Linked DNA regions of Homo sapiens: regions 2 and 3 are each linked to region 1. A link is a loop called in an ENCODE intact Hi-C map of the cell type or tissue named here. Cell type or tissue: psoas muscle. All regions are shown on one strand.

Evidence for each region. A loop is a pair of places that touch in the nucleus more often than their neighbours do. Peaks named below come from ENCODE experiments on the same cell type or tissue, not always from the same donor. Only the 100,000 strongest peaks of a DNase experiment are listed, where the experiment ranks them.
Region 2: it touches region 1 in a loop (2.6-fold over the local background); 15 of 110 quality-filtered maps call a loop at or near these places.
Region 3: it touches region 1 in a loop (6-fold over the local background); 91 of 110 quality-filtered maps call a loop at or near these places.

What each region holds. Positions count from the first base shown.
Region 1 is chr9:27,329,096-27,337,095 of GRCh38, reverse strand. It overlaps MOB3B (MOB kinase activator 3B), which reads left to right. Exons shown (of 4, transcript NM_024761.5): 4 at 6,480-8,000. The coding sequence ends at 6,509. Among named protein-coding and RNA genes, the nearest start is that of EQTN, 36 kb to the right of the region's middle. In psoas muscle, a CTCF peak has its summit at 3,773 (motif pointing left); a DNase peak (open chromatin) is centred at 3,695; H3K27ac peaks cover 485 bases.
Region 2 is chr9:27,391,810-27,399,809 of GRCh38, reverse strand. All of the region lies in intron 2 of MOB3B (MOB kinase activator 3B), which reads left to right. Among named protein-coding and RNA genes, the nearest start is that of EQTN, 99 kb to the right of the region's middle. RefSeq lists an enhancer at 3,675-4,238. In psoas muscle, no CTCF peak of the experiment used is centred here; no DNase peak of the experiment used is centred here.
Region 3 is chr9:27,549,075-27,557,074 of GRCh38, reverse strand. It overlaps C9orf72 (C9orf72-SMCR8 complex subunit), which reads left to right. Exons shown (of 11, transcript NM_018325.5): 8 at 279-514; 9 at 6,368-6,425. Among named protein-coding and RNA genes, the nearest start is that of C9orf72, 20 kb to the left of the region's middle. In psoas muscle, no CTCF peak of the experiment used is centred here; no DNase peak of the experiment used is centred here.

The sequences.
Region 1 (8,000 bases):
CCAGGTATGTCCCATCTGAGTGGAGATGGGGCTGACGGCAGGCCACAGGGCCAAGCTCGGGCACGGGGCCGGTAGCTGGGACTGAGGCTGCACTGCTGATTAATGGGCAGGGAGGCACTTTGTGAAACGTGCAATACCCTTTGACGGCCTTTTCCGGGGGACTCGCAGCTTTCCTCGTGTCTTTTCAGCAATATCACATTTGATTTTACCTTTAAAATGTATTGATGAAGCTGCATGATTGGAAAAGGTGCTGGGGGAGATGAATCTCTCCTACTTTCCGTTCTGTTTCCATTACTTCAGGGGTGTGTACGCATGAGTATACACGTGTGCGGGCGTGCTGTATTAGAGAGCCCAATTTCCTTTATATACGTGAACTCCTCCCCCTAGTAGCCACCATTAAACATCCAACGGCTTTAAAATGGTTAGTGAGAAGTACACAACATAATGTCAGATGTGGCCCTGAGAGAGGCGTACTGCTCACTGCCCTGCTTTAACCCGTTGGCTGTTTAATGGTGGTTACTAGGGGCAGGAGTTCACGTATATAACAGTCATTTTTCCAAAGTTTCCAGCACCAAGGGTCCTCCTGCTCCTTACCACACTGCGGAGCCTTCTACATCTCTTCATACTGCTTTTCTTCCTTGATTATTTTTTGTTTCAAGTATTTCTTCCTCCCCCTTTCTCCTGGTGTCTCAGAGTTAGCAGGAAGCTGGTAATTAAAAGAAGACATGGGTTTTGAAATGCTGCTGTGGTAGCTCTTCCCCCCCCTTATCCATTTTACAACAGAAACAAAAAGACTCACTCCTTTTCTTTTGCTCCTCCCTCCAGCAGAGTAATGAAAGCAGAATGTTGTTTGCTTGTTTTTGTTTTTGAGTCCACTAAATCATTATTGTTACACTGACTAGCTGGGTGAACTTGGGCAAGTTAGTTCAAATTTCTGGGCCTCCTTTTCCTCATCTGTAAATTAGAAAAAGTAATGCCTAGTTCATAGAGTTGTGAGAAAGTGCACAAGGTAAGTCTAAGTGCCTTCCCCATCGTAGGTATGAAATGCGTGTTTCCTTCCACCTCTCATTTTACTTGGGTCTGTAGACCTAATAAGTGTTCCTTTTCATTGGATTTCAGTTTAATTTAATATGTTTTAAGCACCTAGTATGTGCCAGGTCTTGAGCACCAGGGTCTACACAAATACCAGATAGGTTTTCTCTCTTCAAGAGCAGCCTGGTGCTGAAACCAGGAATGTGATAAACGGTCGCACAACAGTGTGAAAGGTGTCATGGGCACTGAGGGAATCTGGAAGAGGAGCACCTAGGATTCCTTGGGGACAGGGTGGGAGGGTAGAAGAATGTGTCCCTAAGGAGATGACAACTGGTCAAGAGCGTTAAAGGGTGTTGGCGATGGGAGAAGGGTGTTCTGGGAAGAGAGGAGCATGTGTATGGAAATCGTTGTGTGTTCCATGGGAGAGAAGGAGCGTCGGCCACCGATGGGGGATGAGGTTGAGTGCCTGAGAAGAGTCTAGATCAGGAACAGCATCGTATGTTACAGTGGAGACTTGGTTTGAAAACTACTGAAAGCCATTAATGGAGTTTAGGAGCATCATGAGATGATAAAGATTTTACCTGCAGCACATCAAGCCAGCTCTAAGAAATCCTGTGTACACAAATTGCCTCTTTCGAATCAATGTGAAGTCAGAGAGCCCACAGGCCAGCAGTCCAGTTCTGCCACTAATTAGTTTTGCCGCATTAGGGAAGTCACTTACTTTCCGATGGTCTGAGTTGCCACATCTCCGAAATTAAAGTGTTGGAGTAGGTGACACCCATGTTTCCTCCCAGCTATAACAGCAGCCTATGACTCTGTGATGATGTCACTGCTTTTTGGCGCTTGTTTCATAATTCCTAGAGTTAACTTATTAAAATTGCTGTGCAAGCATGATGACTGTCCCCTAGTAAACATCAAGTGTTCTTCTTCATATGTTCCATATGAAAATTAGCTTCTTGGGCCAGGCGCAGTGGCTCATGCCTATAATCCCAGCAATTTGGGAGGCCAAGGCAGGCGGATCACGAGGTCAGGAGATCGAGACCATCCTGGCTAACTACTAAAAATACAAAAAATTAGCCGGGCGTGGTGGCGGGCATCTGTAGTCCCAGCTACTCAGGAGGCTGAGGCTGGAGAATGGCGTGACCCCAGGAGGTGGAGCTTGCAGTGAGCCGAGATCGCGCCACTGCGCTCCAGCCTGGGGGAACAAAGCGAGACTCCATCTCAAAAAGAAAAAGAAAAAAAAGAATATTAGATTACTAAAATGTGTGATGATGTAGTGCAGTAAACTGAGAGCGTTGATTTCTTTGTAGTCTTGCCTAAGTCAGAGAGTATTTGTGTGACTTGGAATAAGTCATTTTACTTCTCTGGATCATTATTCCCTATCCTCCACTGACTACCAGTTATAAAAATGGGTACACTGAGGTTAGACTAAGATTTGACACTTAGAGTTCACGGAAGTTTGTTCAATGGCTATCAAGAACTTCTTCCAACTGCTAACAAGTACATAAAGAAGATTTAAATTTAAAAAGTGTTTAGATCAGAACAGAAAAAATTGAGTATCTTATGTAAAAGACAGGCTGATTTCATCCACCCCCACCGTCCCCACAAAAACTAGGCAAATGTCATTTTAACTTCATTTCTAAAGTGAAATATGATTTCAGATTGGAGTCTCTGTCTACTTTCCTTTTTGTTTTTTAAATAACCGGTCTTGTTTTCTTAGAAAAAAATTCATGCATATCAAAAATATCTAAAACTTCAGACTCCGCAAAGGACAAAAAAATTAGAAACAGAAAACATACACAATTGTATTCACCCAAAGATAAATTTATCATGTTGGACCCATATTTTTCTTTATATTTTTTCTCAAAATAACTGGATCAAACCATACATCCTGTTATACAATTTGAATAAAATATGCATCATACATTAATATACTAAAAAATATTAATGTTCTTCTCAGATTCAGGCAAAAATGAAATGATGAATTCCAATGTGATAGAATGCAAATGTGTGCAAAGTGATGGAGATACCCAAGAAAGGAGCTGACAATTGCATCTTAAAGGATGTCAAAATTTGCCAGGCAGAGAAGGGCAGAAAATATTTACCAGATATAAGAAAGAAACCACTAGAAACTGGCCAGTTGGAGACCTGGAGAAGTCTAGTTTGCCTGGCTGGTGTGGTGAGTGGGAGGGAATTCAGCAGGAGGTGAGCAGGGGGCGATGGGTCCTCTTTCTTTGACAGGCTTCAGAGGATGGAATTTGTTTTGTTGACAGTGGAGAACCAGGGACTTCATAGAATCAATTACTGCTTTATTTTAAAACAAATGAAACCGAGTGACCACAACCAAGATTCTACTTTGATCTTCTGTTAAAAACACATTTTGAAAAATTCAGGTGTTTTTGAAAATCTTCATATACAAGCCAAGCACAGTCACCAGGAACTTTCTCAGAAGCTTCTCATCACCTCAGCGGAAGCCTTTTAATACACGTTTTGGAGTTCTTTAGTGGCCTGCCTTAATACACAGGGCATTCAGTAACTCCAGCAATGGCAAATTCATTGTAAAGAGCACCCTGGGTAGAAGCTATTTTGGCCACACTCTCAGAGAGGAAGGAATGTGTTTGGCCCTGCTAGCCTGCGGGAGGGCTCTGATGAAGAAAGCGATGGAACCTAGCATTGCCATTTGTTTATTTAAACGAGTTTTTTTTTTTAACAGCTCATTGGCTCCACCCAGTGGGCAAGTGCTAGAATACAGCTTGCAGAGTCTTGCAGAGCTTTGAAGGATGGATCCAACTCAAATGTCTTTCCTGATGTTTCTGATCTGCTATTTCAACCATACATTCCCTTTATGAATTTAAGAGGCATCCCAGGAAACAGTTTTTATCCTGCATCTCAGTGACCTTGAATAAGTACCCTGTCCTCTCTGAAACTGTTACTCTGCTACTTAAAAAAAAACTCTGCCATATTTCTAGTGTCCATACTCTCTCAGTGGCATAATTGTTCTAGTATTTGCCCATTGTACCTATAATTCAAACTGGCATCAGTCTGGATAAAGAAAAAAATCTGGCATTTTGAAAATTCATGAATGACTGCAACCACCTATAATTATATATGTCAATTAATATATGCCAGTATTATCCGATTGCATATTCATAAGACTATCTTAGAGGCTTTAACCTACAATCACATGGTGTAGTAGAAAGAGCAAGCCTTTGCGGTCAGATAGACCTGAGTTTAAACCGTAGACCTGCAGCTTTCTATGTGACCTGGTAAGGTACTCTCCTTCCCTGAGGGTTTTTCCTCATCAATACAGTAGAGATGGCAAATCTTACTTCACAAAGTATAATATCTGTATAGCAGTAGACACTGGGACTGGCAAACAGCAGGCCTCTGTTTAATAAAAGCAGCGGTTACTGTTGAGCATTCTGTACCTTACCCATTTACCTTGAGCAAATAGCTTCTGCTCTGAAACTGGGATTCTTCCTCTGTCCATTGGAGGTCATAGTTCCCTGTCTTAGAGTTATACAGATGCAATGGTATAACCACCCCAAAGCACCTGGCATCTTATAGATATTTAACTATAGCTAGCTTCTTTCTTTTCAAAAGTACAGACCTATTGCAAATAATTAAGTTATAAAGCTAAAATTCTGTTTATCCCATGAACACACTTTCTCTCTCCCTACTTCTCTTTCTGTCTCTCTCAAACACACACACACATGCTCTTGTTGTATTCCCATCTTGTTTTCCTTGTCTGTGTCATCAAGAGTTAAGCCAAAAGCTGGGTGCAGTGGTTCACACCTGTAATCCCAGCACTTTGGGAGGCCAAGATGGGTAATGCTTGAGCTCAGGAGTCTGAGACCAACCAGGGCAACATGGTGAAATCCTGTCTATACAACAAACTTAAAAACTAGCCAGGTGTGGTGTTGTGTGCCTATAGTCCCAGCTACTCAGGAGTCTGAGGTGGGTGGATAGCTTGAGCCCGAGTGGTTGAGGCTGCAGTGAGCTGTTGCCACTGCACTCCAGCCTGGGCAACAGCAAGATCCTGTCGAAAAAATTAAAAATTGAAAAAATTAGATATACACATAGATTTGTAACTTCCTGTATTAATAATTATAGAGATGCAAAAGTGCCTAGATTCTGCCTTGTCTATTGTTATTTCTTTAACCAGCACATCTGTATGGTTTTCGAATAGAACGCTTCTCTGAACACCTTGGCACTCCCACACTCAGTCTCCTTTTTCTCGATGTTTCCTATTATATAAGGTGTGGCAGTCCAGGTCAGTATGCAAGAGATGTAGTAGCTGCAGTCAGCTCTGCAGCAGGTAGAACTTGGAAGATCGTTCATCTAACTAAAGTGACATGAAACTTGTCTTCTCAAGATGCTAAATGGCACAGGGCTCATTACTAGCCTGCTCCTCAGACCATCCTTGGAGATGAAAGAGGAGCCACTACCCTGGCACAGTGCCAGGGGCAGGGGCTACAAAGATGAAAGCACATGGGGCGATTCAATGAGTGCTTCTTTTTCCTGGCACTTAGTAGCGCCCAGTCTAGCAGGGCCAACAGACATGTCCAGAGCCCCAGTACACACACACACACACAGAGATGTACAAATTCATACACTGCATGTAAGAATCAATGTGTGCACAGGAGGAGAGAGTGGCTACCTCCACAGCGAGTGGGGCAGGAGTGCGGGAAGGTCTCCCAGCAGGTAAAAGTCACCTTACCTGAGGTGGAAAAATGAGTGGCAATTTGACAAATGAAGAGGGGCAGGCGCAGGATGTGGTAGCAGCGGACCATAGGCATGGGACTCAACCTGTGCGGAGCCCCAGGGGTAGAGAAAGGATGGCTATTCGGGATCTATAAATACCCACAAGAGCCAGGCAGGTGACGCATGTCAGACACTTTGGTGTATTATTCATTTCTATTTTTAAAAATGTCCTCCTTCCTGCTTTTCTTGACTTATACCCACTTATCCTTTATTTTTCCATCTTTGATTGAAACTTAAATCTTTCCCTACTCGAAGAAAACTAGCAGTCCAAATCCAATTACTGTATCAGTTCATAAGTGCTACATGGCTCCTGCTGGGAAGTCAGGTGGGAGTGGCAAGGACTGGGGCAAACTGGAGAGCAAATTCTTCTGCTGAAGAGGACAGCCATTCTTCAACTCCAGTTGTTCAGAAGCTCCAAATCTTGCAATTTCTCAGAAAAAGCAAGCAAGCAACCTGAATTTTGATACATGAGTCAAATTTTTAAACAGTGCCTTAATGGAAAAAAAAAATTCTGCAGAACAAACAGATGGAACATACCCTCATGCTAAGCCTTATTCATGGACCATGCTTGCAAGCTTTCATTTACAGGCTCTCGAGATTCCAAGAGCATTTTCAGGATCCTTCACCAAATCGTTGCTCTGCTTATAGTTTCTCCTAACCATCCTTTTCCCCTTGCTTTCCAGAAAGAAATGACGAGCAGGATGTGTCACTAATGCTCCACCTCACCCTTTGGAAGAAAGGAAAGCTGTTTCCTCCTGGTGCCCTGAGCGGGCAGGAGGTGGACCACCCTGGCTGAAATGACACACCTACTCCCAGGAACAGCAGAGGTGGAGGCAAGCAGTGACTCCTGAGAGACATTCCCCACTCACTTTGTGTGCTCTTAACCTTCTGAGTGCTGCTAGCCCAGACCTGTGGACGAGGCAGACCACAACGTGAAAGAAGGACCAGCCCCTTGACCGTTCTGGCTGGGGAATTGTCCACGAGGAAGCCTCTGCACTTCCACACATGGCACAGTTCTGCCTGTGACCTGCCGCCTAAGCTTTACTGGAATTCAGGTTTTGAGACTGAGATGCGTGTTCGTATTTTTCCACTTATCTGTCTTGTCAGCTGGCCGACTTCTCTGTGATTGGTTTTTTAAGTGCCGGGTGAATTTTGGACCTCTGGATGTGCAGCAAGTTTTTATGCAATAAGCCTTCCTTTCAGGTCTCTAAAAGCTCCTGCTCTGATCTGTGGTTTAACACTGTGCAGGGCTGTGGAGCTCTGAGACACCTGAACCCCTACCCATCCCCTGCACCTCCCTACTCTCCCTGCCGAGGCGTCCATAGCATTTCCCTAATAAATAGTTTTATCAGGGACACTCCATGGGGTGGCTTGTCTCTGCCCCAAACAGGGTCTTCACGTTCTAACTGCAGGGAAGAGACTGGTTACTAGCGTAAAGCTGACAAGTTACCAGTTCACCTGATCAGAATGTATTTTTTATAACCACCATCATTCCTTGTCTCTTCAGTGGAAGATATTCTTTCCTGTTTCCCAGAAGAGAGAAATAAAAGTCCTAAATAACTAAGAATGATCAGCGGGAGCGTTGGGCATGATTACTGCAGTGTTTGTTCTTTATTAAAGACAGGGAGTCGTGGCTGTCTCTACATAATACTAACATTTCAGTGAAAAAAGTACAATTGGTTATTTGGTACGTGTAGATTTAACACCCAGACGGCTGACTTGTAACCCTCCCCACTAGCCTTCTGAGCATTTAAACCCAGCCGTCATTCTCTCCCCACTCCACGCTCCCCACTCCTCTGCCACGTTATGTTACGGCACAAAATTAATTTCTGCCCCTGTGATTGGGCCACGGTTGCCAAGGTAACAGTGGAGCTGGAGCTAACTTCCTTCTTTCATCCTTTCCAATTTTTCTATTCCAGAAGACAGTCAGAATAATGCATTCTGTACTACATCCTGCCTTTTGAAACCTAAATGAGTTTTCGTTGATGAAATGTTGCCTTCTCTGATTCATTCACAAAACTGTGGTGGTTCTGACCACCTGTGACGAGGGGGGTCATAATACTTCCAGTGATCCTTTTAATTTAGCAAAATATTTGTCGGTGGAGGGAAGTAGATAAGAATGTATTAGTGTATTTTAAAGTAATAATGATTAAAGAATAACTAAATGACTCTGATTTTGTTTTATCAATCATAATGTGTTAAAG
Region 2 (8,000 bases), 63 kb before region 1:
ATTTGGGGACATATTAAATTTGAGATGCTAATACATTTTCAAGATAGAGAAGATCTCTTGGCAGTCAGGGAAAGGAGTCTGAGGCTTGGAAAAGAGGTTAAGATTGAATATACAAATTTGGGAGTTTATATCACTCTGTCCTTCAGATTAGCGGATGGGTTCAGAGACGTGCACAAGACAGTTTTCAAGATTTGTATTAATGGAAGGGTCTCCAGACCCCATCAGTGAAGGTCCACCTGGGTGTCTGAAATACTCTAAAACAGTTGTTCAGCAACTTGCCTCTCAGCCAAGTTCCTGGAGCTCTAACCTTCTCCCCAGTGCTTTCTGTTCCCTAACAGGGCAACCAGGTGGGAATGAGCTGAGTACAGGATGCTCACTGGCCCCAAAGCCATAATGGTCTGAAATTTGGCTTTTGCATTTCCACCTGCCCTTGTGTGCTTCGTCGTCTCCTCTCTTGTACTGCCCAGTGTGGCACAGGTATGCCATCTCTTTTATTTAATAGCCTATTTGCAGTTTCAGATGAGGCATAGCCTTCCTCCTGTGATTAATTCAGGGCCCCACTGGGAAGTGGGATAAGGCACCTGCCTCTTTTGCTGGAGGGTATTTTGAGAGCTCTATAAATTTGCATCTTGAGTTTATGAAAGAGAGAGATAGGGAAGAATGGAATGTCATTCATGCATGATAATAGTAGATCTCATGTGGGCTTGGTTTCCTCAGAGTTTTCCTCACTTAACTAAGAATAATTTATTTGACCTCCACTTGGGGACTCAATATTTTAAATATTTGAAAGAGTCTGTTTCCCACCCCCCTGCCCCCAGAACTCAGGTTGACTGCTAAAAAATTGCCATTTTGCAGATTAAAAAAAAAGTAGCCACCCATCAGCAATTGCATATAGTTTCAGCCTACTAGCAACTAGAGATGGGGATGCCTAGGTGAAGGTGACAAATTGTATATACCTTTTGAGTAATTTGCCACAACAGTCCCTGGTATCTCTCTTAGTAAATTCAGATTATACGTGACTTTTAAAAGGTATCACAGTATTTGATTATATGTAACTATTTATAGAAATACTTGGTGGTATTACATGGTCAGTATTTCTGCGTCACAGTGGTTTCTGCATCCCTGACATGGGTTCCACACTCACCCAGTCTCTGGTAGGTGGTACATGCACTGCTTGCTTTTCTACTCAGCTCTTTAAGTCTCAATCATGACTTCCAAATTAGCTCATGTAGTGATCCTGGTTTGAGATTCTCCATGAAGAGGGAATGAAAGACCTAATGTTTATTGTGCACACCTGCTCTGTATTAGACTCTGTGTCAAATGCTTTATGTCTACTGTGATCTTCAATTCTGAGTAACAACCTTACAGGTAGGAATTATTATCTTCATTTTTATAACTAAAAAAAGAAAACCATGAAGACTCTAGATTAGATAACTTGCCCTAAATTATCAAGGAGATAGTTGCCATTGGTTAGTTCTTGCTCTGAGCTACAAAATCCTCCAGAGCAAATGTTATATCCTGAAGGGAAGAAGGCAGTAAGTGAGATGACGATCCTTCTGCCCAGATTGGGAGGAGGGGTACATTTCAGGAGACATCTCTGTCCCACTGTGTGACATTGGATTCTGTTTCTCCACAATGAAATGAAGATAACAACACATGAGCTCCTCCCCGGGATGCTGTGTGATTAAAGGTAAATTTGCTTTAATTTCTACTGAGGTAACCCAGAATGCTGATCTGGGATTCCTGAAGAAGGCATGCCATAAATTTATCTTTGGATCCTCTATCAAAAGACGGGAGACTTGGGTAAAAAATTTATCAGTGGCCTAACACAGGTTCTTAACTGGGAGAGATTTGGAGACATCTGGCCATGTCTAGAGACACTTTTTGGCCCCTGGCATCTAACGGGTAGATACTACTAAACACCCTGCAATGTATGGGACAATCTCTCACAACAAACAATTATTTGGCCCCAAATGTGGATTGTGTGAGATTAAGAAACCCTGATCTAAAGAGTACTTGCAGAGAAATTGGTTTAGCCGATCTAAAAGAGCAAGTTAATTCCACAAACTATCAAGTACTTTGGAAGGATTTATTTGTACATAGAAGATTAGTATATTATGAATTATAAAATATTTAGTCATGAAAGCAATTCTTGGGAGGGAACTTCTGTTATTACTAGAATCTTGTGAGGGTTCTATGAACTAAAAAAATAGTATTTAAATAAGGAAAAAGATGTAGTCAAATTTCACAGATTTGCACTCATTAGAGCCATTGGAGGAGGTAATTACTCAGAATTAGTGAACACTTCAAAATATAGAGGCATTATTGGTTTATTCCCCTGTAATGTGTTGCTTTATATAATAATCAGTGGAGAGCCTATTGATTTGCATTTATTTGAGAGTTGTTTTCTATGTATTAACTCTATGCTGTGGTTCAATAGATGAAAAGCCTTATATTAAAAGGGGCTGTTAATATAGCAATCTTGATGATCTTTTTTTTTTTTTCTCTTTGCCACTTCTGTAAAACTCATAATCGTAGTGTCTCATCTTAGGCCTGCCACATGACTTGGAACGATTGAGTTATGGAGAATCTCTGCACCTCCGTATAGAAGAAATAGTATGAGGCATTTCTCTTGAACAGCGCTATCCTTCTTCCTGCATTTTCCCTCTTCCCCAACTTCTGTTGAACAAAGAAGAAGGACTGTCTTGTAGATGTTACTGTCCTATGACAAAGGTCTTTTCCACTACACAAAGAAAATTTGCTTGGAATGGGCCCAAAATATTATTTCCTTAAAAGCTGCTCAAAAAGATGATGAAGGCATCTTACCAAATATCAGGAGATTGTATTCTAGTTTGTCCTTGATTTGGTGTTTGGCCTTGCACAAGTCATTAAATGTCTGTCCTCCTTTTTCCTTACTGTAAAATGAAGAGGGTTAACGTGGATGGTTAAATGCGTTACCATTTTGAGATTGTAATAGCTAAGTCTTAGGGCACCTAGGATGCTAAAATTAACATTTTGCTCAGCCAAAAATCAGGCTGCCTTGAGGGTAAATGAATTTTATGGAGACACTGTGATAGTTAAGAAGAGGGCTGAACTTATTAGAAGAGACATGATGTCATCCTTATTCACAGACTGGAATAAATTCTGCCATATTCAGTGGGGAAGGAGACTAAATTTAGATAGTCAAGGTGAAATAGTGGTAGATAGTCAAGGAGAAATATGGGAAACATAAAGTAGTAAGGAAATATGATTAGAAAGGAAGAAAAAACAAGGTACATATCATTTAGGGCTCCTTGGTTGCAAGCAACAGAAACTGACTCTGACTAACCTGAGTAGGAAACAGGATTTATTAGAAAGAAGGTGACCTCAGAGTCAAATAATGATTCTGGTGTGTGTGAATTGGGGTGGATAGGAGTGGGCTTGGGGATAACCGATTGGCAAACTTGCCAGAGCCCCAGTGACTGAGGGAGCAGTTCCCCCAGGGACGAAAGCTATGAATAGAGAAGGGGGAAAAGGACTGCTGAATATAAAAAATAATACAAGAAATATAAATATTTCTTGAACAAGAAAATAAGAGAATTGCCTCAACCTACTGTCAGTGATACATCTGTTTGAAGCAAAAGAAAATGTGGTTTACTATTTTGGAGAAGGAAAAAAATACATGTAGGGAAAGTGTATCAGGAAAGGAACCTGAAATAAATTTAACCAAATTCATTTATTCTTGAGCATTTTTAGAGCCCTCCCCCACACCCCTACCTTAAGTGGCCAGGCACCTTGTGCTCAGTATCCAAAAAAGGTAACATAACCCCCGTCCTCAAAGCTCCCAGCCAGTAACACAATAATTGTGATTTCCTCACTTTTTGATTGTTCTGTACATGCCAAGCTGCTTGCTGAGTGCTTTAAAAGCATGTCTCATTTAATCCTGCAAGTGCTCCTTGAACGAGTCCTATTGTTATCTCCATTGTGTAGATGCCACTGAGGAGCAACAGAATGAGCCTAAAGTTAGAAAGCAAATCAGGCTGAGCCTGACTCAGCCCTGGTCAGCTTGGCTCCAGGACCTGGGCTCTTGCTACCGTTCTGTGTTGCCTTTCTTAGCAAGTAGAGGAGGAAAAAGAAAACAGAAACACAAAGGAAGGGACAACACACCCATATGGTATCTCCTGTTATTGACTAGATCACTGAGCGTTGCAGTATTTAAGGATTGAATCACATTCGCTCCCTGTTGATGCCTGCAATAAGTTATTAAAAACAGCCATGCACAATCAGTGAGCAGGCTAGCAACTGTTCCAAAGCAGGATAGAACCTGCCTCTCTCTGTCTGGGGCATACCAACCTATCAACAGTCTTTTTTTTTTTAAAAAATCTATTTATTATTTAATTGGCAAATAAAAATTATATGTATTTATGGTGTATAACATGTTGCTTTGATATATGTTTACATCGTGGAATGATTAAAACAAGCTAATGAACACGAATCAACTCATATCATTTTTTGTGGTGAGAACATTTACAATCTAGTCTCTTAACACTTTTCAAGTACATAATACAGTATATGCATTAACTATATGCAACACAGTATATAACACATCTTCAGAACTTTTTCCTCCTAACTGAAACTTTGTACCCTTTGATCAATATCTCCCCGCTTCAGCGGTCTTTTGATGCTTCTACAACAAGACATCCCGACTTAATGACTCCACAGATGACCTTTTCTCCACCCCCCAAACAAAGTACAGATTTCATGTCTAAATTTTTTATCCTAAGCCAAGATAAGAATGTTATTGTCTCTTCTGTGCCTGGACCTCTCATCAGCAGTGAATGGAAATCTCAATGATTAATACAATATTTTCAATCTAATAGAGCTGCTGGCTCACAGCCACTTGTCTTGAGACATCTCACTGTCAAAGCATGACTCTCAATACATGAAATATACAGTGGGCATCAAACTATATTCCCAGCTTTTAAGATAACATGATTTTCTCCTTTTCTATGTTTTACTAATTTTTATTAAAAAGTATGTTTACTTTTACAATAGAAAAAAAAAAGTCAGTTAAGAAGAATGCCTGCTATGCTGTGGTTAATCTAAAGTTAATTACTTCTCTGCCACCTACTCCTTTGTTTATAAAGGACTCTATTGTAGGTGCTGGAAGCATAAGTAGGTGTGACCGTCAGGTTCCTATACACTAAATCTAAATTTGCTGCCTACTCACTGGCATTTTGTGGCTTTTGTACCTTTTCTTCAAGCCTCCTTCTGGACACAGTTTATCCAATGGCTGGTATCATGTGGGTTTGTCAGTCTTTATAGCTCATTTGGGATTGCTTCTTTTGGTAGTTCTGTGTTTTGGAACTCTAGGCCTCTGCTTTTGTTTTCTTTTCCTTCAAATAGTCATTGAAGTCCAGAGTGTTGGCAGTGACCTTTGAAAATGTTTTTACAGCTTACAGAGACTTCCTGACATGTTTTATTAGCTCTTGGTGGTAGCTAATAAAGTGAGTCTTAGCAAAGCCGTGTAACATGACAGATTAGAGCCACTTCCAAAATAACCACTCACCAGAGTTATCTTGAAGGAGGCTTGACGACAGGATATTTGGCTACCGCTTTCTGTCCAGTTCAGCAGGGCATGTGTGATTACCTCTTGAAGAAGGGAGGTCATTCCTTTAGGAAATACAGTGACCAACTTATGATGAAAGAACCACAAACACTGAGAGCCCCCTGCACCAGTAAAACAGAGATGTGATTGCTGTAGGGATTGATTAATGAGTTATTCCACAAAACTTTTGCCTCCTACCTTCACAGAGTTAGAATATGAGCCAAAGCTGGTCATCTACCTTTTAAGAGGAGGAAAAGAAGTGAAAACAACCCTCCCTGAACACTCATGAGTGTTCAATAAGATCTCTCTTTTCTATCTTATCTTTATTTTTATTTTTTTACTTGGAGGAGTGGTTTAGCAAAATGACATGGAGTTTGGATTCTGGATTTCCACAGATCTGGATTCAAATCCTGCATCTGCCATTGATCAGCTGGGTGATCTTAAGCAAGTGTTCGCTTAAGACTTGGTTTCTTCATCTGGAAAGTGGGGATAATAATCGAAGGTTTGTTGTGAGGAATAAAATGTGGCCAAGTCTGTACACTGCTTAGCACAGTGCTTGACATGTAAGCACTCAAAGAATGTTAGCTATGAAGTTATTTTCTTAAATTCCTTGCAGAGCCATGTGTGAACTCTGTTTGTAGAATAATATTTATCTATATGCCTTCCTCCACCCAGGTCTACCATTTTGCACAACTCCTTGGGAACACAATTAGCAATGGGACATCATTCACATAGAATACAGTATCGATGGTGTCCTTCGAGTTCCACAACAGAGCAACTACCTCCTCATCCTCCACTTCCTCCTCTCTCTACCTCTCTCTGTTACACACACACACACACACACACACACTTCTCTGCACCCTATATAAATAATCATGCACTTCTCTGCACCCTATACAAACAAGCTTTTTAAGTTATTTTTGTGCCCTCTACAAATAATCACCTGGCCTATATTTACTTTGGGGAAATAACTTCTTCATAAATAGGCGTAACAGAAAAAGCAGAACTGACCTAGACAGCCTTTTAAACACCTATAGCAAGGATTTACTTGTACCCTGTGCATTTTGTGACAAACAAGGTGTAGAACTGCTATTTCAGATAGTCAGTAATAGCCAGGTATTAAGAATCTGTCTAATGTGAAACTCCGTCAGAATCTAAAGCAAGAGAAAAAAAGCTAAAAATAAAATGCTAGGGACAATCAGTTAATCAGCCACTTTTCCTCCTTTTTATCTCAAGCAACACTTTGTCTCAAGTCTGTCTCAAGTCCAACAAGGGTCTTAGTAGATTGTAAATCCATAGAAGACAAAACCAGGGAATGTGGACATTTTTTGAGTCCCTTCTGTATGTCAGTTGATTAATCCATGTAAGGTCATTAATAGTCATGACGATGATTATCTTTATTTTATAGATAAGGAAACCAAGACCAATTGGTTATGTAAGTGATGCCCAAATCACACAGCTAGCAAGAGGAAGAGCTTAGAATTGACTTTTTTATCTTTCCAAAACACTGGTCTCTCCACTGCCTGAGAGCTTCCCAAGTATCAGAGCTCCATTCATGAAAATGAATAGGACAGGACATCAAATGGCTCGTCTTTATTCCTACAGTTGTTCATGTAAAGGATTGTCTTTTATTCTGGGATTATAGCTTTCTTGTTTTTTTTCTTTTGTGGTGCAAAAATGCCCTTTTATGAAATGAGTGAGAGTTAGTGAGACTTTTTTAAGTGCCCTTTTGGCAACATAAACGTAGGCGACTTTATGTTGATCCCCTTGCCCAATTTTTAAAATTTCCTGGATTTTGAAACCCAGAAGTCTAGTCCTACTACGGTATACCATTTTGCTTTCCTCCAAATATTTGCAGATGTTTTAAACGTTCTCTTTGCATTATAGAATACTCTTACAACCTAGGGGCCTGCTATGCAGTTATTTCTCATTAAGCTTCAATGATGTTCAAGAATTACCTGTTCCCACATATGATAAAGAAAACTTGTTTCTTTATTTGAATTCCACCAAAAAATGGTTCTAAATAAGAATCCTCTAGAAAATGTATTAAAATATTAGATTCTGGAGCCCTGCCCTCAAAGATTGATTCAGTAGTTCTGGGTGAGACCCAAATTTGGATTTTTTGCAAGCCTCTGAGGGGATTCTGATGCTGCTTATATGGGGATAGTACTTCCAGGAACTCTTATAGAAAGGCATTGAATCTGATATGAAATTATCTCTCCTCTGCATTGAGAATTCTGTATTTTTGCCATAGAGACTTATAGAGGCATGGCATCATGTCAAGCTCAATTTTGTGAATTATATGAGATTTCTACATCTATTTTTGGTTAAAATACTGGAGCAGAATCATCTTATTTGCTTTAAGCACTTCCTCTCAAAATCAAATTAAGTAAAATTAATCTCTTCGAAGAAA
Region 3 (8,000 bases), 220 kb before region 1:
CTTCAACAACTTCATCTATAGATGCCAAATAATAAATTCATTTTTATTTACTTAACCACTTCCTTTGGATGCTTAGGTCATTCTGATGTTTTGCTATTGAAACCAATGCTATACTGAACACTTCTGTCACTAAAACTTTGCACACACTCATGAATAGCTTCTTAGGATAAATTTTTAGAGATGGATTTGCTAAATCAGAGACCATTTTTTAAAATTAAAAAACAATTATTCATATCGTTTGGCATGTAAGACAGTAAATTTTCCTTTTATTTTGACAGGATTCAACTGGAAGCTTTGTGCTGCCTTTCCGGCAAGTCATGTATGCTCCATATCCCACCACACACATAGATGTGGATGTCAATACTGTGAAGCAGATGCCACCCTGTCATGAACATATTTATAATCAGCGTAGATACATGAGATCCGAGCTGACAGCCTTCTGGAGAGCCACTTCAGAAGAAGACATGGCTCAGGATACGATCATCTACACTGACGAAAGCTTTACTCCTGATTTGTACGTAATGCTCTGCCTGCTGGTACTGTAGTCAAGCAATATGAAATTGTGTCTTTTACGAATAAAAACAAAACAGAAGTTGCATTTAAAAAGAAAGAAATATTACCAGCAGAATTATGCTTGAAGAAACATTTAATCAAGCATTTTTTTCTTAAATGTTCTTCTTTTTCCATACAATTGTGTTTACCCTAAAATAGGTAAGATTAACCCTTAAAGTAAATATTTAACTATTTGTTTAATAAATATATATTGAGCTCCTAGGCACTGTTCTAGGTACCGGGCTTAATAGTGGCCAACCAGACAGCCCCAGCCCCAGCCCCTACATTGTGTATAGTCTATTATGTAACAGTTATTGAATGGACTTATTAACAAAACCAAAGAAGTAATTCTAAGTCTTTTTTTTCTTGACATATGAATATAAAATACAGCAAAACTGTTAAAATATATTAATGGAACATTTTTTTACTTTGCATTTTATATTGTTATTCACTTCTTATTTTTTTTTAAAAAAAAAAGCCTGAACAGTAAATTCAAAAGGAAAAGTAATGATAATTAATTGTTGAGCATGGACCCAACTTGAAAAAAAAAATGATGATGATAAATCTATAATCCTAAAACCCTAAGTAAACACTTAAAAGATGTTCTGAAATCAGGAAAAGAATTATAGTATACTTTTGTGTTTCTCTTTTATCAGTTGAAAAAAGGCACAGTAGCTCATGCCTGTAAGAACAGAGCTTTGGGAGTGCAAGGCAGGCGGATCACTTGAGGCCAGGAGTTCCAGACCAGCCTGGGCAACATAGTGAAACCCCATCTCTACAAAAAATAAAAAAGAATTATTGGAATGTGTTTCTGTGTGCCTGTAATCCTAGCTATTCCGAAAGCTGAGGCAGGAGGATCTTTTGAGCCCAGGAGTTTGAGGTTACAGGGAGTTATGATGTGCCAGTGTACTCCAGCCTGGGGAACACCGAGACTCTGTCTTATTTAAAAAAAAAAAAAAAAAAATGCTTGCAATAATGCCTGGCACATAGAAGGTAACAGTAAGTGTTAACTGTAATAACCCAGGTCTAAGTGTGTAAGGCAATAGAAAAATTGGGGCAAATAAGCCTGACCTATGTATCTACAGAATCAGTTTGAGCTTAGGTAACAGACCTGTGGAGCACCAGTAATTACACAGTAAGTGTTAACCAAAAGCATAGAATAGGAATATCTTGTTCAAGGGACCCCCAGCCTTATACATCTCAAGGTGCAGAAAGATGACTTAATATAGGACCCATTTTTTCCTAGTTCTCCAGAGTTTTTATTGGTTCTTGAGAAAGTAGTAGGGGAATGTTTTAGAAAATGAATTGGTCCAACTGAAATTACATGTCAGTAAGTTTTTATATATTGGTAAATTTTAGTAGACATGTAGAAGTTTTCTAATTAATCTGTGCCTTGAAACATTTTCTTTTTTCCTAAAGTGCTTAGTATTTTTTCCGTTTTTTGATTGGTTACTTGGGAGCTTTTTTGAGGAAATTTAGTGAACTGCAGAATGGGTTTGCAACCATTTGGTATTTTTGTTTTGTTTTTTAGAGGATGTATGTGTATTTTAACATTTCTTAATCATTTTTAGCCAGCTATGTTTGTTTTGCTGATTTGACAAACTACAGTTAGACAGCTATTCTCATTTTGCTGATCATGACAAAATAATATCCTGAATTTTTAAATTTTGCATCCAGCTCTAAATTTTCTAAACATAAAATTGTCCAAAAAATAGTATTTTCAGCCACTAGATTGTGTGTTAAGTCTATTGTCACAGAGTCATTTTACTTTTAAGTATATGTTTTTACATGTTAATTATGTTTGTTATTTTTAATTTTAACTTTTTAAAATAATTCCAGTCACTGCCAATACATGAAAAATTGGTCACTGGAATTTTTTTTTTGACTTTTATTTTAGGTTCATGTGTACATGTGCAGGTGTGTTATACAGGTAAATTGCGTGTCATGAGGGTTTGGTGTACAGGTGATTTCATTACCCAGGTAATAAGCATAGTACCCAATAGGTAGTTTTTTGATCCTCACCCTTCTCCCACCCTCAAGTAGGCCCTGGTGTTGCTGTTTCCTTCTTTGTGTCCATGTATACTCAGTGTTTAGCTCCCACTTAGAAGTGAGAACATGCGGTAGTTGGTTTTCTGTTCCTGGATTAGTTCACTTAGGATAATGACCTCTAGCTCCATCTGGTTTTTATGGCTGCATAGTATTCCATGGTGTATATGTATCACATTTTCTTTATCCAGTCTACCATTGATAGGCATTTAGGTTGATTCCCTGTCTTTGTTATCATGAATAGTGCTGTGATGAACATACACATGCATGTGTCTTTATGGTAGAAAAATTTGTATTCCTTTAGGTACATATAGAATAATGGGGTTGCTAGGGTGAATGGTAGTTCTATTTTCAGTTATTTGAGAAATCTTCAAACTGCTTTTCATAATAGCTAAACTAATTTACAGTCCCGCCAGCAGTGTATAAGTGTTCCCTTTTCTCCACAACCTTGCCAACATCTGTGATTTTTTGACTTTTTAATAATAGCCATTCCTAGAGAATTGATTTGCAATTCTCTATTAGTGATATTAAGCATTTTTTCATATGCTTTTTAGCTGTCTGTATATATTCTTCTGAAAAATTTTCATGTCCTTTGCCCAGTTTGTAGTGGGGTGGGTTGTTTTTTGCTTGTTAATTAGTTTTAAGTTCCTTCCAGATTCTGCATATCCCTTTGTTGGATACATGGTTTGCAGATATTTTTCTCCCATTGTGTAGGTTGTCTTTTACTCTGTTGATAGTTTCTTTTGCCATGCAGGAGCTCGTTAGGTCCCATTTGTGTTTGTTTTTGTTGCAGTTGCTTTTGGCGTCTTCATCATAAAATCTGTGCCAGGGCCTATGTCCAGAATGGTATTTCCTAGGTTGTCTTCCAGGGTTTTTACAATTTTAGATTTTACGTTTATGTCTTTAATCCATCTTGAGTTGATTTTTGTATATGGCACAAGGAAGGGGTCCAGTTTCACTCCAATTCCTATGGCTAGCAATTATCCCAGCACCATTTATTGAATACGGAGTCCTTTCCCCATTGCTTGTTTTTTGTCAACTTTGTTGAAGATCAGATGGTTGTAAGTGTGTGGCTTTATTTCTTGGCTCTCTATTCTCCATTGGTCTATGTGTCTGTTTTTATAACAGTACCCTGCTGTTCAGGTTCCTATAGCCTTTTAGTATAAAATCGGCTAATGTGATGCCTCCAGCTTTGTTCTTTTTGCTTAGGATTGCTTTGGCTATTTGGGCTCCTTTTTGGGTCCATATTAATTTTAAAACAGTTTTTTCTGGTTTTGTGAAGGATATCATTGGTAGTTTATAGGAATAGCATTGAATCTGTAGATTGCTTTGGGCAGTATGGCCATTTTAACAATATTAATTCTTCCTATCTATGAATATGGAATGTTTTTCCATGTGTTTGTGTCATCTCTTTATACCTGATGTATAAAGAAAAGCTGGTATTATTCCTACTCAATCTGTTCCAAAAAATTGAGGAGGAGGAACTCTTCCCTAATGAGGCCAGCATCATTCTGATACCAAAACCTGGCAGAGACACAACAGAAAAAAGAAAACTTCAGGCCAATATCCTTGATGAATATAGATGCAAAAATCCTCAACAAAATACTAGCAAACCAAATCCAGCAGCACATCAAAAAGCTGATCTACTTTGATCAAGTAGGCTTTATCCCTGGGATGCAAGGTTGGTTCAACATACACAAATCAATAAGTGTGATTCATCACATAAACAGAGCTAAAAACAAAAACCACAAGATTATCTCAATAGGTAGAGAAAAGGTTGTCAATAAAATTTAACATCCTCCATGTTAAAAACCTTCAGTAGGTCAGGTGTAGTGACTCACACCTGTAATCCCAGCACTTTGGGAGGCCAAGGCGGGCATATCTCTTAAGCCCAGGAGTTCAAGACGAGCCTAGGCAGCATGGTGAAACCCCATCTCTACAAAAAAAAAAAAAAAAAAAAATTAGCTTGGTATGGTGACATGCACCTATAGTCCCAGCTATTCAGGAGGTTGAGGTGGGAGGATTGTTTGAGCCCGGGAGGCAGAGGTTGGCAGCGAGCTGAGATCATGCCACCGCACTCCAGCCTGGGCAACGGAGTGAGACCCTGTCTCAAAAAAGAAAAATCACAAACAATCCTAAACAAACTAGGCATTGAAGGAACATGCCTCAAAAAAATAAGAACCATCTATGACAGACCCATAGCCAATATCTTACCAAATGGGCAAAAGCTGGAAGTATTCTCCTTGAGAACCGTAACAAGACAAGGATGTCCACTCTCACCACTCCTTTTCAGCATAGTTCTGGAAGTCCTAGCCAGAGCAATCAGGAAAGAGAAAGAAAGAAAGACATTCAGATAGGAAGAGAAGAAGTCAAACTATTTCTGTTTGCAGGCAGTATAATTCTGTACCTAGAAAATCTCATAGTCTCTGCCCAGAAACTCCTAAATCTGTTAAAAATTTCAGCAAAGTTTTGGCATTCTCTATACTCCAACACCTTCCAAAGTGAGAGCAAAATCAAGAACACAGTCCCATTCACAATAGCCGCAAAACGAATAAAATACCTAGGAATCCAGCTAACCAGGGAGGTGAAAGATCTCTATGAGAATTACAAAACACTGCTGAAAGAAATCAGAGATGACACAAACAAATGGAAATGTTCTTTTTTAACACCTTGCTTTATCTAATTCACTTATGATGAAGATACTCATTCAGTGGAACAGGTATAATAAGTCCACTCGATTAAATATAAGCCTTATTCTCTTTCCAGAGCCCAAGAAGGGGCACTATCAGTGCCCAGTCAATAATGACGAAATGCTAATATTTTTCCCCTTTACGGTTTCTTTCTTCTGTAGTGTGGTACACTCGTTTCTTAAGATAAGGAAACTTGAACTACCTTCCTGTTTGCTTCTACACATACCCATTCTCTTTTTTTGCCACTCTGGTCAGGTATAGGATGATCCCTACCACTTTCAGTTAAAAACTCCTCCTCTTACTAAATGTTCTCTTACCCTCTGGCCTGAGTAGAACCTAGGGAAAATGGAAGAGAAAAAGATGAAAGGGAGGTGGGGCCTGGGAAGGGAATAAGTAGTCCTGTTTGTTTGTGTGTTTGCTTTAGCACCTGCTATATCCTAGGTGCTGTGTTAGGCACACATTATTTTAAGTGGCCATTATATTACTACTACTCACTCTGGTCGTTGCCAAGGTAGGTAGTACTTTCTTGGATAGTTGGTTCATGTTACTTACAGATGGTGGGCTTGTTGAGGCAAACCCAGTGGATAATCATCGGAGTGTGTTCTCTAATCTCACTCAAATTTTTCTTCACATTTTTTGGTTTGTTTTGGTTTTTGATGGTAGTGGCTTATTTTTGTTGCTGGTTTGTTTTTTGTTTTTTTTTGAGATGGCAAGAATTGGTAGTTTTATTTATTAATTGCCTAAGGGTCTCTACTTTTTTTAAAAGATGAGAGTAGTAAAATAGATTGATAGATACATACATACCCTTACTGGGGACTGCTTATATTCTTTAGAGAAAAAATTACATATTAGCCTGACAAACACCAGTAAAATGTAAATATATCCTTGAGTAAATAAATGAATGTATATTTTGTGTCTCCAAATATATATATCTATATTCTTACAAATGTGTTTATATGTAATATCAATTTATAAGAACTTAAAATGTTGGCTCAAGTGAGGGATTGTGGAAGGTAGCATTATATGGCCATTTCAACATTTGAACTTTTTTCTTTTCTTCATTTTCTTCTTTTCTTCAGGAATATTTTTCAAGATGTCTTACACAGAGACACTCTAGTGAAAGCCTTCCTGGATCAGGTAAATGTTGAACTTGAGATTGTCAGAGTGAATGATATGACATGTTTTCTTTTTTAATATATCCTACAATGCCTGTTCTATATATTTATATTCCCCTGGATCATGCCCCAGAGTTCTGCTCAGCAATTGCAGTTAAGTTAGTTACACTACAGTTCTCAGAAGAGTCTGTGAGGGCATGTCAAGTGCATCATTACATTGGTTGCCTCTTGTCCTAGATTTATGCTTCGGGAATTCAGACCTTTGTTTACAATATAATAAATATTATTGCTATCTTTTAAAGATATAATAATAAGATATAAAGTTGACCACAACTACTGTTTTTTGAAACATAGAATTCCTGGTTTACATGTATCAAAGTGAAATCTGACTTAGCTTTTACAGATATAATATATACATATATATATCCTGCAATGCTTGTACTATATATGTAGTACAAGTATATATATATGTTTGTGTGTGTATATATATATAGTACGAGCATATATACATATTACCAGCATTGTAGGATATATATATGTTTATATATTAAAAAAAAGTTATAAACTTAAAACCCTATTATGTTATGTAGAGTATATGTTATATATGATATGTAAAATATATAACATATACTCTATGATAGAGTGTAATATATTTTTTATATATATTTTAACATTTATAAAATGATAGAATTAAGAATTGAGTCCTAATCTGTTTTATTAGGTGCTTTTTGTAGTGTCTGGTCTTTCTAAAGTGTCTAAATGATTTTTCCTTTTGACTTATTAATGGGGAAGAGCCTGTATATTAACAATTAAGAGTGCAGCATTCCATACGTCAAACAACAAACATTTTAATTCAAGCATTAACCTATAACAAGTAAGTTTTTTTTTTTTTTTTGAGAAAGGGAGGTTGTTTATTTGCCTGAAATGACTCAAAAATATTTTTGAAACATAGTGTACTTATTTAAATAACATCTTTATTGTTTCATTCTTTTAAAAAATATCTACTTAATTACACAGTTGAAGGAAATCGTAGATTATATGGAACTTATTTCTTAATATATTACAGTTTGTTATAATAACATTCTGGGGATCAGGCCAGGAAACTGTGTCATAGATAAAGCTTTGAAATAATGAGATCCTTATGTTTACTAGAAATTTTGGATTGAGATCTATGAGGTCTGTGACATATTGCGAAGTTCAAGGAAAATTCGTAGGCCTGGAATTTCATGCTTCTCAAGCTGACATAAAATCCCTCCCACTCTCCACCTCATCATATGCACACATTCTACTCCTACCCACCCACTCCACCCCCTGCAAAAGTACAGGTATATGAATGTCTCAAAACCATAGGCTCATCTTCTAGGAGCTTCAATGTTATTTGAAGATTTGGGCAGAAAAAATTAAGTAATACGAAATAACTTATGTATGAGTTTTAAAAGTGAAGTAAACATGGATGTATTCTGAAGTAGAATGCAAAATTTGAATGCATTTTTAAAGATAAATTAGAAAACTTCTAAAAACTGTCAGATTGTCTGGGCCTGGTGGCTTATGCCTGTAATCCCAGCACTTTGGGAGTCCGAGGTGGGTGGATCACAAG